2 separate regions of the Homo sapiens genome follow, and region 1 is linked to region 2. Evidence: chromatin loops called from intact Hi-C (ENCODE). Cell type or tissue: A673. All regions are shown on one strand. Links, peaks and the distances in the headings refer to the core of each region. The heading gives the core; the rest is flanking DNA. Region 1 overlaps LRRC3B (leucine rich repeat containing 3B). Region 2 overlaps LOC124909357 (a long non-coding RNA gene).

The links. A loop is a pair of places that touch in the nucleus more often than their neighbours do. Peaks named below come from ENCODE experiments on the same cell type or tissue, not always from the same donor. Only the 100,000 strongest peaks of a DNase experiment are listed, where the experiment ranks them.
Region 1: a loop joins it to region 2, with 5 times the contacts of the local background. A loop is called at or near these places in 37 of 110 quality-filtered maps.

What each region holds. Positions count from the first base shown.
Region 1 is chr3:26,708,629-26,716,971 of GRCh38, forward strand. LRRC3B (leucine rich repeat containing 3B) reads left to right here. Exons shown (of 2, transcript NM_052953.4): 2 at 885-2,148. The coding sequence starts at 1,045. The coding sequence ends at 1,824. Among named protein-coding and RNA genes, the nearest start is that of LRRC3B, 90 kb to the left of the region's middle. In A673, for the core only: CTCF peaks have their summits at 4,019 (motif pointing left) and 4,221; a DNase peak (open chromatin) is centred at 3,973.
Region 2 is chr3:25,900,647-25,908,989 of GRCh38, forward strand. The region is part of intron 1 of LOC124909357 (a long non-coding RNA gene); the gene reads left to right. Among named protein-coding and RNA genes, the nearest start is that of LINC00692, 31 kb to the left of the region's middle. RefSeq lists an enhancer at 5,418-6,083. In A673, for the core only: a CTCF peak has its summit at 3,792 (motif pointing right); DNase peaks (open chromatin) are centred at 3,265 and 3,785; H3K27ac peaks cover 1,041 bases.

The sequences.
Region 1 (8,343 bases), core at 92-8,091, 810 kb after region 2:
TGTCGAGTAAGTTTCATAACTTTGTTCATCACTTAATTTTGCAATTTCTGTAGCCCCTGCCAACACTAACAGTATATGTATGCAACATGCAACATATGGAGAGTGAAGTCTATTGGGGAAGTCTTCAAAGACAGTATTTCTTAATTCTCTTGTTATATAAAAAAGTCATGGAGGTGTGTGCCATATTTAAGCATTTATTGGGAAGGGGATATGGTCCTTAGAAAAGAGAGAGAAGATCCTCTGGAAATTCAGTTAAAAGCATCCTCCCAGGTATAATGTACTTTAAAGAGGTCACAAGGAAGGCAACTATCCTGGAGGTTCTTGGTTGTCAGCCTCTAGCAATATTTTGTTGGAATGCATTTATTATTTTCTTAATTCAAGTAAGATGTTTCTTTAGAGACAATATTCCAAATTGGGCATCCATTCAAAAGCCATGACAGATATCCCTGTCTATAGTCATTAACCATGAAATATTGGTATTATTTCTCATTGCTGCCCAAGTGCAGGACTAAATTACATTAATGCATCTGTTATCTCAGAAAGGGTGAGAGACATAATTAAATTTTATTTCTGTAGAATTCGAAGGGGTCCAGGATGTGGAGAGCAGCAGAGAAATAGGGAGTATTTGTTCTCATTCTATCCAACTGAAAACCAGGCAACAGAACTCAGAAATATCTTCATATGTTCACAGTTCTCTCCCCCAGCACCTGGGATTTGAACAGGAGACTCCCATTTCGCAGATAACTCCCAGTGGCATTGATGGAAATTACCTGCATAACTAACCCCCCTGCTCAAGCAGAATGCCAGACACCTGAGAACACCTTTCATTACAATGTACCTCCCTTTGCAAAGGAACTAATTGCATCTGTTTCTCTTTCCTTTAGGTGCCCAAGCAAGGAAAGAAATAATGAAGAGACACATGTGTTAGCTGCAGCCTTTTGAAACACGCAAGAAGGAAATCAATAGTGTGGACAGGGCTGGAACCTTTACCACGCTTGTTGGAGTAGATGAGGAATGGGCTCGTGATTATGCTGACATTCCAGCATGAATCTGGTAGACCTGTGGTTAACCCGTTCCCTCTCCATGTGTCTCCTCCTACAAAGTTTTGTTCTTATGATACTGTGCTTTCATTCTGCCAGTATGTGTCCCAAGGGCTGTCTTTGTTCTTCCTCTGGGGGTTTAAATGTCACCTGTAGCAATGCAAATCTCAAGGAAATACCTAGAGATCTTCCTCCTGAAACAGTCTTACTGTATCTGGACTCCAATCAGATCACATCTATTCCCAATGAAATTTTTAAGGACCTCCATCAACTGAGAGTTCTCAACCTGTCCAAAAATGGCATTGAGTTTATCGATGAGCATGCCTTCAAAGGAGTAGCTGAAACCTTGCAGACTCTGGACTTGTCCGACAATCGGATTCAAAGTGTGCACAAAAATGCCTTCAATAACCTGAAGGCCAGGGCCAGAATTGCCAACAACCCCTGGCACTGCGACTGTACTCTACAGCAAGTTCTGAGGAGCATGGCGTCCAATCATGAGACAGCCCACAACGTGATCTGTAAAACGTCCGTGTTGGATGAACATGCTGGCAGACCATTCCTCAATGCTGCCAACGACGCTGACCTTTGTAACCTCCCTAAAAAAACTACCGATTATGCCATGCTGGTCACCATGTTTGGCTGGTTCACTATGGTGATCTCATATGTGGTATATTATGTGAGGCAAAATCAGGAGGATGCCCGGAGACACCTCGAATACTTGAAATCCCTGCCAAGCAGGCAGAAGAAAGCAGATGAACCTGATGATATTAGCACTGTGGTATAGTGTCCAAACTGACTGTCATTGAGAAAGAAAGAAAGTAGTTTGCGATTGCAGTAGAAATAAGTGGTTTACTTCTCCCATCCATTGTAAACATTTGAAACTTTGTATTTCAGTTTCTTTTGAATTATGCCACTGCTGAACTTTTAACAAACACTACAACATAAATAATTTGAGTTTAGGTGATCCACCCCTTAATTGTACCCCCGATGGTATATTTCTGAGTAAGCTACTATCTGAACATTAGTTAGATCCATCTCACTATTTAATAATGAAATTTATTTTTTTAATTTAAAAGCAAATAAAAGCTTAACTTTGAACCATGGAAAACAGAGTGACTTATTGGTCAAGAAAACAGTATAGTCATTCTACTTGCTCTAAAGAAAAACAGACAACCTTTATGAACTCAAAGAACTATCACAATGAAAAAATGTGTTATTAAGCCCTACTGTACACTGGGGAGCCGTAGCTGAATTACTGGCCGAGTTAAGTGTCTGTCAGACTCTAAAATACTGAGCTTTACTAGGTGGTTATACACAAGTGTGGCATCCTTCAGAGGCTTAAGTCAGGATGCCTTTTGGCATTTACTCTTCAAAAATAGATATAATTAGCTATTGAATCCAAATACTTACTTATTGTACCTTTGCTCTATGCTGGACAAAATGGAAAAGAAAAAGACAGCACATAGCCTGTACTCAAGATTACTTTCTGGTGGACTGAGGTGTGTGTGACAAATACAGAAATGGTTATGCTAGGGAGGAAGGTCCTCGTAATCATGTAGCATCAACAGGGTGCAAGCACTGTGAGAGGCATTTTTATGCTATTATTGTGTCCTGTAAACTCTCACAACAAGAGAAGAAAGTGACAGCTGCTCTATTTACATAGGAAAAAACTTCAAGTAAGAGAGCTTCATTGAGTTGCCAGGTAGAAAGTATTAGAACTTCTTAAATTTGAATCAGATCTTTCTGTCTCCAAAGAAAGGTCTTCACATTATGTTCCTACTGAGTTGGTTTATAGTTATAATTTTCTGTTAAAAAAAGCACCTAGGTTAAGTACACAGTTCTGAGTTTTAAAATATATATACTCCTGGCATCTGTCATACAATCAAGATATTGTGTCCTTGTCATTGGCCAGAGATAGATAGGAGAAAGCACATTTGGTTCTTAAGAGTAGGGAATTGTGTGGAAGTTATTGGTTTTAAGGTACCATTACAGATAATCTTTAAAACTTGGGTGGGATCTCATAAGGTGATGATGTAGACAAGGAAGATAGAAGAAGCAGAGGGATACCATATAGGGAGGTGTTTGGGATGAAGGAGTCCATGCAAAGAAGTGAGAAACAAGGCTGGAACTATATAGTAGAGATCTCAGTTCCAGACTAAGGAATAATAGAACTGATGGCATTTATGGAACACTTACTATGCACCAAGTACTTTCTTTGGAGTATCTTAATGAGTCCTTACAAACTCCCCTATGAGACAGTCTTTTGTGAATGAGAATCAGAGACACAGGAGTTAAGTAATTAATACAGAGTTTGTAAGCATAGCAGGCATTGAAACCCAGTCTGTCAACTCCAGAACCTATGAACATTTTATCCACTGTGCTGCCTTATGGTCATCAACTTTACTACCTAAAGTTGCTGATTCCTCAGACCTAGAGTTTTGCAGCCTCCTACATGATGGTTTTATTTTTCAAATAGCACAAAAATAGCCCTTTGTGAGATTTATGTAGGTAAGAGGGAACCTCTGCCCTTTTGAGACACTTAGCCTTCTCCAACCCAAGTTAGGGTATCTTTGGGCCTAATATTTCTGCTCTCGGAAAGCCCTAGAGGTCCTAGGCAGCAATAGTCTCTTTAAATGTTTATTTATTGCAAGGGACAATCAGGGTCAGCTAATCCAGGACCTGTGGCGAGGCATGCAGAGCACTGTGGCCAGGCTCTGCTCATGGTACACACACCCCAGGGCCATGGGCTTTTCACCCCAACCCCACCAAACTTGCTAAAAGTGTTAGATCTAGTCTAGAAGCCTGAGGTAACTCCTAGATGTAAAATTCAGGATATAGGCCCAAGAATTCCTGCATCCCAGCAAGAAGGAAGCCAGACTGTCTGCTTTTACGAACTGAATTGAGAATTCACCTTTCCAGTGAGACTGAAGCTTTGCTGAAGATTTATCGCCCCCTGGAGGACAATAGTATAATATATCTCTTCAGGTACTCTAGAAAAGATGCCCAACTGAACTGAAATACACATTTTTTTCCTAAAGAATAGGAAAATCAAGCCTTTGCTAAGACAACCCTTTAAAAAGGTAAATTAATTGTATTTATTTGAGTGTATGAATGAGTCACGTTCATTTTAGAAAAGCTTTCACAAATAAGATAATCCATTCCAGGCTGCTTCTTCCAAAATAATCTTTGTCTTCACTAATGGGAGCTTATTTTCCCAATGGTCAATTGTATTATTCAAGTAAAAGTACTTGTAAAGCAAAAATCTCTGAAAAGTTTTGTAAGCATAGTTATATCCTTGTTCAGATGCAGGAAAGTTAAATTTCCACATATTCACTTTGAAATTCTCCATATACATAGAGCTGAGAGGTGTGTCATAGGTTAATAATTCTCCTGCCTGAATTCTATGTGTAGATTTTTAGTTAACAGCACCTTAAGCGCTTTTTTTTTTTTTTTTTTAAAAAGAGCCTTTAAGTTCGGTTGCCATGAATCATGTATAAGCCATTGGAGGAGAAAATTAATTCTTTTGTTTGTTTCTTTATTTTAAAATAAATACCAGGCTATGGCACCCGTTTGTGATCAGAATTGAGAAGAAGCACTCTTCCTGCCAGCTTGTGGGAATGCTGTGTCCCCCAAGGCCAACAGTATATGCTGCCAATGAGTGAAAAGAACTAAGACTCAAGTCTGCACAGAAAAAGGCCCAACATGCATGCTTCAGTTTTGATCCCAGCTTGGCCCTTAATTTTCCAAACCCTTGCAGATGGAGAGCTACCTATTTTGGGACTGTAAGGTTTTTGAAATTAACTGTCAACTCATTATCCAAGGCACATACTATCTTACCTCTATCTTACCTTCTAAATATTTTAAATAACGCTTTTCTCAGCCTTCTCTTTTGGCATCTCTTTCTTAACCCCAACCTTTTAAATTCAGAAATACCTAGGAATTTTACTCTAATTTTTGACAATGTGCTTATCTTTGAAGCAAGGAAAATCGGAAAACATGCCAACCCAACTGGAACATTTTTAACAAAGTAATGAAAAGTTATGTAATGGAAGATTTAGCTTTCAAGAACACTTTGGCAAATTGTAATGCAATGATATACAAAATCTGCCAGGTACGCATTGTTCTTTTTTACGTCCTTCTCTGATTCTTCACAATAACTCTTGTCCTGACATCAACAAACATAAGGCAGTCTCAGATGTGGGTAGGTTTTTCTTATTGGCTTAATACTTTCAATTCATATAGTAAGTTCTCTCATCTATCTGGCAGAGGCAGGAAGTGGAAAATTCTGCTTAATTAAATGTTTTTGTTACTACAGCTAGGTGAATTCCTAGATTGTTAGGGCTGGGAGAGTCTTAGGGATGAGCTTACCTACTTATTTTACAGGTGTTGAAATTGAAACCCTTGCAGGCCTACAGATTAGCATCCATGTCCTCACGTTCCCCAACCAGTATCCCTTAAAGTACACTAATTTCCTCTCTTGATAAATTGTTTCCCAATCAACAACAAAAAAAAATAGCATAACAATATACACCATGAAAATGTCACTGACCATCAGCAAGTTTCCTTGAGGATTCAAAAGGCATGTAAGGCTCCCACATTGTCACAGTCATAGTAAAGAAAATTTATGATTCCAAAAACCCTCTTGTTCTTTCAAGATAGGATGAGGAGATCAGTTTGCCTTTTAAAATAGACCCCAGATAACATGCTCCATGTTGAGCATGACCTGGCTTCCCAGTGGAGAGATGGAGAAAATAATCCTGGTGCAAGTTGCTGGAGAGGGAGAGTTGATTAGCATTTGTTTCCTTGAGTAACAACATAAACCACAAGTGATCGAGTGCATCCCTGCTTGGCAGGAGGAGAATGACTGTTCATAAATGATGCCCTTCTCCATTTCCAGAGCTCTTGTCAGCTTGGCTTCCCAAAGTGGTATCACTCATCTGTCAAGTTGATTGGGTCTGACCCAGACAAAGCAAACCAGAGGCAATCTCAATTACGACACATTTGTAAATGTCCTGTCCAACTCATTCCAAAGTCCAAATAGGTGAATCAGAATTCGCAAAAAAAAAAAAAAAAAAAAAAAAAGGAAGATCTGCATTCCTCATCCCACATTTGCCCACACTCATGATATGGATGGTCCCAAATGTGCCAAATGACTTAGTGGGCTACATACCCTCAGCCAGGGGCACTCCTCAAGGTCCAAGACTTTTTCATCCAACTCAGGGAAATTATGCTGTAGAGGCCACAAGGTGAACATAGAGTCTCATGGTTTCATTGGTGGATGACAGTAAAAAGGAAAGCCACTAGTTTTATGGCTATAATCTCTTCAATAGGAAAAGAACCAGAAGCTAGTGAGGATCACTTAAGAACCATGTGTGTGAGTGTGTGTGTCTGCATGCACATTGGGGTAACATGGAATTGGGTTCTGAAAACATCAGGAAAACAGATGCTGGAAACATTGAAAACAAAGTGTACCTGCCAAATTTGGCCTAGGGATGGCCTAAGTTTCAGGTTTCTGGGGAAATTACTAGATATATTTTTAAGGCTGTCTCCAAGTTGAGTGCAAACATTTACACTTCTCACTCACTAGTGGCAACTGAGTTGATCAATTTCATAAGTTGTATTTCTTCTTTGGCTGGAAAATGTTCTTCATTTTGCTCACCATTTACAAAAAAGAATCGATGTATTTTTTCTTCTTTCCCTGTAGATGTCCAGGCATCCAAATGGCAGGAGTTCTCTGGATCTGACCTCAAAAGCTAGGCCTGAAATGAATACATTGTGGGTCTCTCTGGGGTTGGAACCAAAACCTCATTTTTTTTTTTGTTTTATTCTTTTTATTTTCTTACAAAGAAGAGTTTGTAAAACAAAAGGCAATCTGAAATCTGGCTGTTGGTCCAAGAATTAACAAGCAATCTGTTGTGCTAATGACATCGACTGTTGAATAGATTTCCAAAGAAAATGACCCATGGGGAGTAGGATGAGGTTAATTCACAGAAAGCCGGCTTCCTTGGGATTGTCTGCATTTCTTCTGAAGGAAAATGTCTGAAAGATGCTGGTCTTCCCTCAAAGTCTTTCATTCCCACAGACAGCCCTGCCAGTTCCTGGGCTCCCACAGGAGCCAACTGCTGTGAGAAGAGGTGAATGAGATACGAGAAAGGAAGAAGAAAATCTCGGAAAAGTGTTGCCTGGAGTAAGTCTTTAGGAGGACAAACAGGACTGACTTAAACTGATATTTTCAGCACTTCACCATTAACAAGACTTTTTATATTCACATGAACTGAGGAATCCTGTGCATAAGCCACAGATAAAGAATGTCTTATCAAATAATTCCACCTTTCCCTAACAATGGTTATCATTTATTTGGCATAGTGCAAGATTCTGTTTCCATCTTTCCTAGTTCTCACAACATTTATTATCAAGTAGATATTATTTTTCTCATTTTACAGATGAGGAAACTAAAACTTAGAAAGCATCCTGCAAGAGCAGAGCCAGTTAGCTATCTGCAAAGCCCTTTGCTCCACCAATGTCACATTGCCTAGTCCTTTCGTTTTATGAAGTCTCATCTTAAGACATGATAAGTGGAGGAGGATAGGGAAAGACATTTTTCTTAATTTGCACAAGAGGGAAGTGAGGTTCTAAAGAACAAAGCAAGTCTTAGCTCACTCAGCTAGTCAGCAGAGCTTGGTGTTTGGGGACCACTATGGTTTATCCCTTTTTTATACCCATCCCTTTAGGCCCAGCTCTGAAATCCCACATACACCTAAAGTAAACTAGGCTCCTGGATGGGGCAGATGTACATATAGTTTTCAATCATGGGAATGATGACTTTTATTTCAAGGTTGCTCATGGGATGGTGGGGATGTTGAGGAGGGTGGTGTCACTGGCAGCCACATGTGCCTTCAGTCCTACCATCTGCATGTACACCAGCCAAATTCCAACTGGCACCTCCTGCCTCCACTTGCCTGAGGGTTTTCTGTGGCCACCATGGCACATTTTGCCACTTACATAGCAGGTTTGGAATGCTGGCGAGTTGCACCTTTCAGGTGCAATCCTCAACCGATGACTACTAAGAACTTGGTGTATAAACACCCAGACCCCTCACTCTTGGAAGCATACATTCTACCCCATGTTGCAGAGTTTCCCCAGCAGAATGAAGCTCAACTCATACATCAAAATAATGGGCTTTGTGAGGGATGAATTCTTGCTGTCTTTTTTCCCTTGTCTCACTTTTCTACTTCCCTTTTTGTGTTTCCCAAATAAACCTTTGGGAAACACTTCCTAAATAAACTCTTTGCATTCAAATTTC
Region 2 (8,343 bases), core at 124-8,123:
CGGGGCTTTTGTAAAACTAGTAGGAAAGAAGAAACATTTCTTTCTACTAGGGTTAATGAGAGACTGCCATGCAAGCTTAGAGTTGTTGCCAGCCACCTTGCCACCATGAAGGGGATGTCAGCCTCAGTATAGAGTCTACAGAGAGGAAAATGGAGCTGAGAGATAGAGATGCTAGTTTGTAATCTGTTAAATGCGTAGATTTAGACATATGTGAAGGCTGTATAACCCCAGATATTTTTACCTATTTGAGGCTGTACATTTCTATGCGTTTGTGTGTTTGAGTTTGTATATGTATATATGCCTTAAATGACACCTCACCTCTCACTCCTGGACCTGGCGAGCACCTTTGTTTTTTAAGCCTGAGGACAAATCACTTCCCTATTGAACAGGAATTCCTTGGTCAGAGGCTAAATTATTGCCTCCTTTGGTCTCTCATCGCATCTAGCCTATAGCTTCACTGGGGCATGTTTTACTTGCCGTGGTTTTCATCTGTTTACGTCTTCTGTTGCATAGTGATTCTCCTCCACTTCAGAGACTATACATTCTTTATTTTCTTATCTCCAGTGCATCATAGAGTACCTGGCACATGGTAGGTACTTTTTTATATTTGCATAAATGAGTGAAACTAGAAATAAGGGGTGGTCTATTATCTAAGTATAGCTACCCCAAAATACTGGATAAGATGTTTTTTGACTCTACTAATGGGATTATATATGTTTTCACTTGCAAAGAAGCTTTATTTATTGGAAGTATTAGAAATATGATGGTACAAAGTGTAATTTCCAACTGAAATAGGTAGTTTCAAGAATAATGTCCTAGGATGACATGTGGAATGTACTATGGTATTCCCATTGCTGTGCTTTCTGTAGGCAACTTCAGTTCCTTGTTTTTGCAATCATTAGAACTTAACCTTTGTTTTGTACTTTTGTTGTGAAAACCAATTGATTCTCAGCAACAATATTGGAAGCTTCTTTATCCCACCAGGATTTAAGGTAGACTAGAAGATCCAAATCTGCCTTCTTCAAGTGATGCTTGAAGTTTTCACGCATATGGTGGGAAAACAACTGCTTCTCATTAGTTTAGTCTAAAATAAAAGCTGTTTAGTCTTTTGAACATTTTAATGAGTTATTTGCTTGATCGCTTGGGTGAAACATTTCTCTGCAGTTAAGCAAATATATTAGAGGCACGTACAAATCTGTCAAACTTGATGTGTTGACTTTGCTCAGAACTTGGTTATTAATAATTTCTTAATAAGCAGCCCTTTAATCCTCCTGGTTTTGTAGACTGAACCTTTCTGATATCAAAGGATGAAGAGAGAGACATAGTAAACCTTTCTGTAAACATTGAGAGGAAGTTGGTAGGAGGCTCTCTGGCCCTGATGTGGTTTGCAAAATACATCAAAGCCGAGCAGTAAGAAATAATTATAATCAAGAAACTGAAAATGGTGACACAGATATATTTGTCTTTTGGTGGGAATGTTACTCCATCACACCATTTAACAGAATTGTTTGGGAATAGTAGTAAACAGATTTTATTATTAAGAAGAACTAGGAAAATTTTGTCTTTTCACTTTATGACAGGAAGGCAGACCTATAGAGTGGATATTTTCTCTTTTTTCAAAAATTTTACTGTGCTTTTACTGTTATTTGGAATAAACTCACATTCTATAGGTTAAATCACCTACTCTATTTTTAAGGACTGTGAGTTACATATGCATATTTGCTAGTAGGCAAAGTAAATGAAGTTATGATTGTATTACCAAAGTACAAAATTTGCTAAGTAAGATTTGGCTACAGAGAGGATAAGGGATAAAAATAAATATCATCTTGGAATATTTTTAAATGCACAGTGACATTTCAGGAGAAATGTACTTAGTTGCCTATTTTTTGAAAAAGCAAAGATCAGAGAAGTGAAATGTGGGAGTGATTCTATTAATGTTTCTGGTAGATTTTCCTATATTCTTAAAAATCTCAAGTTTCTTTCAGATTCATACACTAATAATTATATAAAGAGGGCAGAGAAAACAGCAATTATTATGATGACTGGATTAAGTACCCTGGCATGAAACAGAGAAAAACAAGCGTATCTGCATATGGGAACATGGCCACATAATGTTTTCAGCAACAGATTTCTATGGAGGATTTTTGGCATGAGTAATAAACATTCATATTGTTGGAATTGCCACATGAGTTATACTGGGGACTATTTTAAGATAAACCGGAACCTGTTAATTATTTCTTGGACTCTATAGTTCTAATTTATGTATTGTAAGATAAGAAGAATGTAAGTTGTTGATGACTTTTCTCTGGAGCATTATTAGTGCAGGTGTTTGTGGTTCTGAAACAATTTGAAAATTAAAAAATTCTGTGTAGCATTTTCAAGTCAGTAGGTGTAGGGTGTATTGATGATTCAAACTAATATATTCTGATTCAATCAATTATAATTGGCAGAAGCAGATTAGAACTCTAAGTAGGATGGGATATTCTTACCATTTTTGACTTCTCTTATCCTCAGAATGTCATGAGGAAAATGTGATAATAATAATAATGCCAATCTCATAGTATGGCTACTGTGAGAATCAGATAAAATTATGTATGTGTAGGGCACTTTGTAAATTACAAGTTACTAAATTGTATCTATACTTATTACCATTTTAAAAACATCGACGTTACTTCTAGCAGACGCTTATGATGCACCGAGCTTCATCCTGTTAGCCCACCTGATTTTAGTGCAGCTTAGGTGGACAGCTCCATGTGAGTTAACAGCATCCCTCATCAAGCACAGGATGTGACCTCTCTCTGCTGCCTTGGAGTGCTTTTTGTGAAAGCGCAGAAGGCTGATCAGTCATATACAGACACAACCTGGAAGCTTGGGGAAGCGAATGCCCTATGAGATAGGCTTGCTCCAAAGGCTGGTGGGAATCAGTGCATAAATGTCTCAGGCTTCTTGTCCTCTGGTGAGACAAATCTGAGATATGGCCCACGCCATTCCCCAGAGGAGCCTCAGTGAGAGTGAGCTGTAGTTGCCCACAGCAATAATCAGCAGATTAACACATGGATTGTACTGTCTTTTCCCTACTCCCTCACTTCTGCTTTCTGGGGCTGCCTCTCTTCAAACCATCTGCACCCAGCCTTTGTCTCAAGCTTTGCTCTCTGGAGGTATTACTCTAGCCTAACTCCCTCTAGACATATTAGCATAGTGCTAAAGAAACAAAAAAACATCAAACTACAGCAAAAATGAGATATTTCAGTAAGCACCCTATGGAGAAAAATTCCTGGCAATGAGTTTTACTACCATACTGAAGGGATTAGGGAACTGCTGTGATAATAGGTACTGTACTCAGGACTTTCAGAACTTCAGAGCTGTTGTTTTCAGTATATTTCAGACCTTTAATTACAGAAGAAAGTCTTGAATGTGGGGAGTGGGAACTCAAATCAGTTCTGTTTGAGTCATTGAATAACACTGTATAAAGTCTGCTGTTATAAAGCACTGTGAAAGGGGCGACCTAAGGAATGAAGAACAAAACATCAAAGGAACAAGAAAGAAGGAAGAATTAAGAATCGTGTGGATAATTGAGTCCCCAAACTTTGCCTGTTTTAGGCTTCCTTCCAATCCAGCATTTATCTTGGGACTGCCGGGTCTTATGTTCCATGAGTGCTGGGAACTCTGTGTATTGTTCCCTCTGTGTCACCTCACACAGCACATGGGACACAGCAGCTGCAGATAAGCAAATTTGGAATAAATGAATAAATTAACTGATTGAATTTCCCTGCTTAGGAGTGTGATGTGAGGGAAAGCCTTAGACCAGAAGGTGGCAGAAGGGGTTCAAGCCTAGGATCTGTCATTAACCTGACACATCAGCTTGCCAGCTCAACAGTCCTGCTGGTGCTGGTTATCCCAACACCGAAACAAAGGCCTTTAATTGGTTTCAGAGTTTTAAGAAAACTTGTTAAGCAACCGGACTTTGAGAGCAAGCAGAAATGGGTGTGAATCAAGACATCCCAAATGGGTGACCTTGTGAAAGTTAGTTTACATTTCTAATCCTAAAGTTTTGAGTTTGTCAAAGGGATACAATGATATCTTCCTCTATGGATTGTTAGGATGCTAACATTTAACATAGATAAAACTTTTCATATATAGTAGTCAATAATGTCTACTATTCCCTGCTATCTTCTTTTATTATTGGATTTCTGTGAGTCTCCATTTATCTGACAAAGAACCCTAGACTGGAGGAAATAGAAGAAAAAGAGTAGGACTGAGTAATTGATAGCTTGGGAAAAACCCTTCCAATATCAAAGAACTATTTATTTTTGTTGTTATATATCCAAATATTATAGATATATTATCAGGAAAGTTGGCATGCATACTAGTAATTTATTTTCTAGAAAAACTAGTATTTTTAAACTTTCTTAAAACTCAGACGTTTTATTTTTGGTCTTCCAGATTTCTATTGCCTCTTTGTTTTTTCATCTTCTCTTTGTTTTCACGGGTATCCTGCTTCCTTCTGTCAGGGGCTTTCTTCTCCTCCTCTTTTTCCCTGAGGACTTGGAGTCTTGCTGCGAGTTGGTAGTACTGTCTTGAGGACTCTGTTCTTGCACCGACCTTTTCTGCCAGTTCCTGAGCTCTCCAGCCCCTTTCATTAGAAGGAGCCAAGCATTCATTTGTTCACTGAGCATTTTATTTTTGTAGCAACTTACTGAATCTTCCAGTTCAGTGGATGCATTCCAGGCCAGAGGCTGCCTAAAGTATTTTTCAACAAATACTGTCCTCCAAACTCTCCTTCCTGGGTGTGAACTTAAAGATTGTTGGATGGGAATGGGCATGCTTGGCAACAGAATGCAGAGGGGAAAACTGGTGAGTTTGGTGAGCTGGAAGCCTGGCTTTACCTGGCTAATATGCCTCAACTGGTGAAGACCCTTTGGTGTTAGAAATCATTCCTCCCCTCCTTCCAAATTAACCCCCAACAAAGAAACAACATTTTTGCTTAGAAGAGTTACTTGTTTCTGTGTCATACTGCAAAAATAGCTGCCATTCTTCATCTCTTTCTATACCCTTCCCTTTGCAATGCGATCCCTTCTCTTTGCAGCTTCTCCCATAAAAAGGTACATTCTGTTTCTCTAAAACTTGAACCTAGGCTGGACTTATGACTTTCCTTGACAAATAGAATGCAGAGAAGTAACTAAGTGTGATTTAGAAGCCTGGCCTCAGGAGGCCGTGTGGTTTCTACTCTTTCTTTGGGAATGCTGCCAGCCATCATGTGAACAAGCCTGGGCAGTCTGATGGAGAATGGGATACCATGTGGGCCAGCAAGGAGTCAACCCAGTTTCCCAGGCAAGGCTTCAGACATGTGAAAGAGCTTAGCCAAGATTAGCCAAGCCTGGGCAAATGAGCAGAACCATCTAGATGGCCTAGAGATTCTTGAGTCCTAATACAGGATTGTTTTAAACCATTAAGTTTTGAGATGATTTGTTATGCAGAAAAATTGAACTGAATTTAGGTTTTACAAACCCACTAATATACACTATGTTAAATTGATAATTTAGATTCCAGGACGGCAATGACAAGCATGGATAATAATAAATACCAGAGCAGAGATGGGGCTAGAGGGCAAAGTTCCAGTATGCAAGGATGTTTCTTCAATGTTGCCTTTATCTGATCTCATTGATGGGCAATTCTTTGAGGACTCAGGCTCTTTAGTGGCTTTCATAGTATAAAGCTTTTGTAATGTCATTATAATGTCATCAAGTACTTTTCCAGCTCAGGAGGTCTCAAACTCTAGGGCTCCACATTCCTTTTCTAGGAGTTTTGTCTGTCCTGGGGTATTGTGAAAGATGGGCACACAGGACAAATCAGGTGATGACTGAACTAATCTTGGGGCATTGCTGTTGGATGAGCAATGTTTATGAGAAGTTTATTGAAAATGTTCTGTTTATACTTCCTATATTACATTAAATTGCATGACTTCAAGGAATTATTTTTCAAAAAATCATTTTTTTTTGTTTCCAAGTAACTAAAGATGTAAGTAAACGATGAAAAGTCAGTTTAACTTTTGTTAACTCAGCATTTAATCTTGTGCTCATTGGCTTACACATGACAACAAAAGGTCTTTAATGCTGAGTCTAAAAATAATTTAAACGAACATGATGTTAGTAATTTCTTTCTGGAAATTCCTTTTTTTCACTTAGCAAATTATTTTCTCTCTACAGAAAGCGAATGCTATATCCAAGGCTTCCTCTCATTTAAAAATTTTGAAGGGAGCTTTTTCCTTAATTAGCTAGAAACATCCAGATTTCATTGGCTTTATCCAGAGGCTGTAAGTCCTCATCACTAGTCAAACTCAAAATATTCAGAACGGAATTTGGTAAACTCAAGAAGAAGTAATCTCTAGATATTTGAAGATATTTCTATATTTATATGTTTCTCCTTCAGGAAATTTTAGGACTACATTAATATTTTTTCATCTAAGGTGACCAGCTTTTCCATTTTTTAATAGGATTGTGAAATAGTCCTTACTTAAGAAGATGTTTGAGATTCAGGAGAGATAAAAACTAGATAGAGAAAAACACTGTTGTGAATCATATGCTTTCGAAAAGGAAAATGTTCAAATTATCACAGTGTTACATGCTGTTTGGCTGGTTGGCTGTGCCAAGATGAGATTGGAACTTTGCCTGTCAGATCCCTTGGCTTCACTGAGCAGAGTTTTGTACCAATACTGCAGTAAAATTCTTGCTATTTATTTAAGACACAAATCAACATAGAAATATATACTCTAAGCCTAGAGAATCGAGAGAAAACTAGTCTTGACACAAAATTAGTAACACTTAAATTTATTTAATTCAAAGTCCATGTTAAAGCTCCTTCCAGAAAGAGGCGTATAGAGACATTGCCCAGTGATTATTATATGTCAAGAGTCTGATGCTCAGATTGGGCAAAACCAAGAGCCTCTTTTTCTCTCTACCTCTTTGCTGAATGTCTTCTTAAACTGGCTTATTTTTTCCCAGTATTATACATTATAGCTATGTATTATACCTATAAAATTAGATGATCAGGTAATGTAAGGCTTGCCTTTTTGAGGCTGTATTTGTATCCGAAGACAGAGAACAGATCATAGAAAGTCTGTTTATCATTGAGTTTATCTCAGGTGGCCACAGAGACATTTTTATGGAAAATGATTATTCTCTATTCCCAAACTTTATTTTGGATTCTGCTCCCAGTCCCCATTCACTGTTTCCCAGGTCTAATAAGTTTCCTTCTAAATTTGCCTTGAACTGATTGGGAATCTGTGAAGCCCACGGAGGTATACTCAGAACTCAGTGTGATGTGAGAAAGTGCATTTTTCCAGGAAGAAAAGCCAAATCTCTTAGGAGATTCTCACACAAATACATGCTTCTCCTCTGAAGTTGGAGCACCATCACTTAAATTGGCCATTGTGATTAAAGATGCTCCATTTGCTATGACTTCTTTCCCAGATAAATTGGCATAAATGGCTTAGCTGTCTAACAGCTTATAATCACCACCCATAACACAGTTATCAAAAAAGTTCTAAACAGTATGGTATGACCCAAACTATAATAGAAGAGTGAATAAAGAGATTCATGTGACCTATGGTGGAAATTTTTGAAAGATGTCACACTGAATCTTTATAAGCCCAGTTAAGAGCTAGAACATTTTAGGCATTCTTGACAGTATTATAAACAAATTCTACACAATTTTTAGCTAATAAATGAATTTATCATCTCATTAAAAATAATAGTGATAGATGTGTTTAGAATTAGATCAGTGGCTTAACTATGTTAGAGCTCTAGGTTGGCATCTCCATGATTCTCTTGTTCTACCCTCATGGTTGTAAAATGGCTACCACATCTCCAGGCATAACGTCACATAAATGACTTTAACTAAAGGCAAATGTAGGGTGAGAGCCAAAATAGTGAATATGATCTGTCCTCATGTCACTCTCATCTTTTATCAGGGAAGAGAAAAAATCTTTCTGGAACAACTTTCTTTACAATCTCCCCAGATAACTATTCTTTATTCCTTAAGGGCCAAAACTTTGATGCATAGCCATTACTAGAAACAGGAGGTCTTGGAAAGTGAGTGACTAGATTTTTCAGACTTTGCAACAGGAGGTGAGTGATGGTTAAGTGGGTCAGGAATGGCTGCGAGGTAGCAACAATCGTGTCTCTGCTATGATTGCCAAAATTTAAAAAATCAAGAGATTTCATGTGAAAATCTGAATTACACCATCTTTGGAAAAATGAGAAAAATCTGAAAATGCTGGCTGTGCTTGTGTGAAAAAGATAAGCCATTGCTCAGTAGCAGTTGCTTTATTAGGATAGGGAAGGA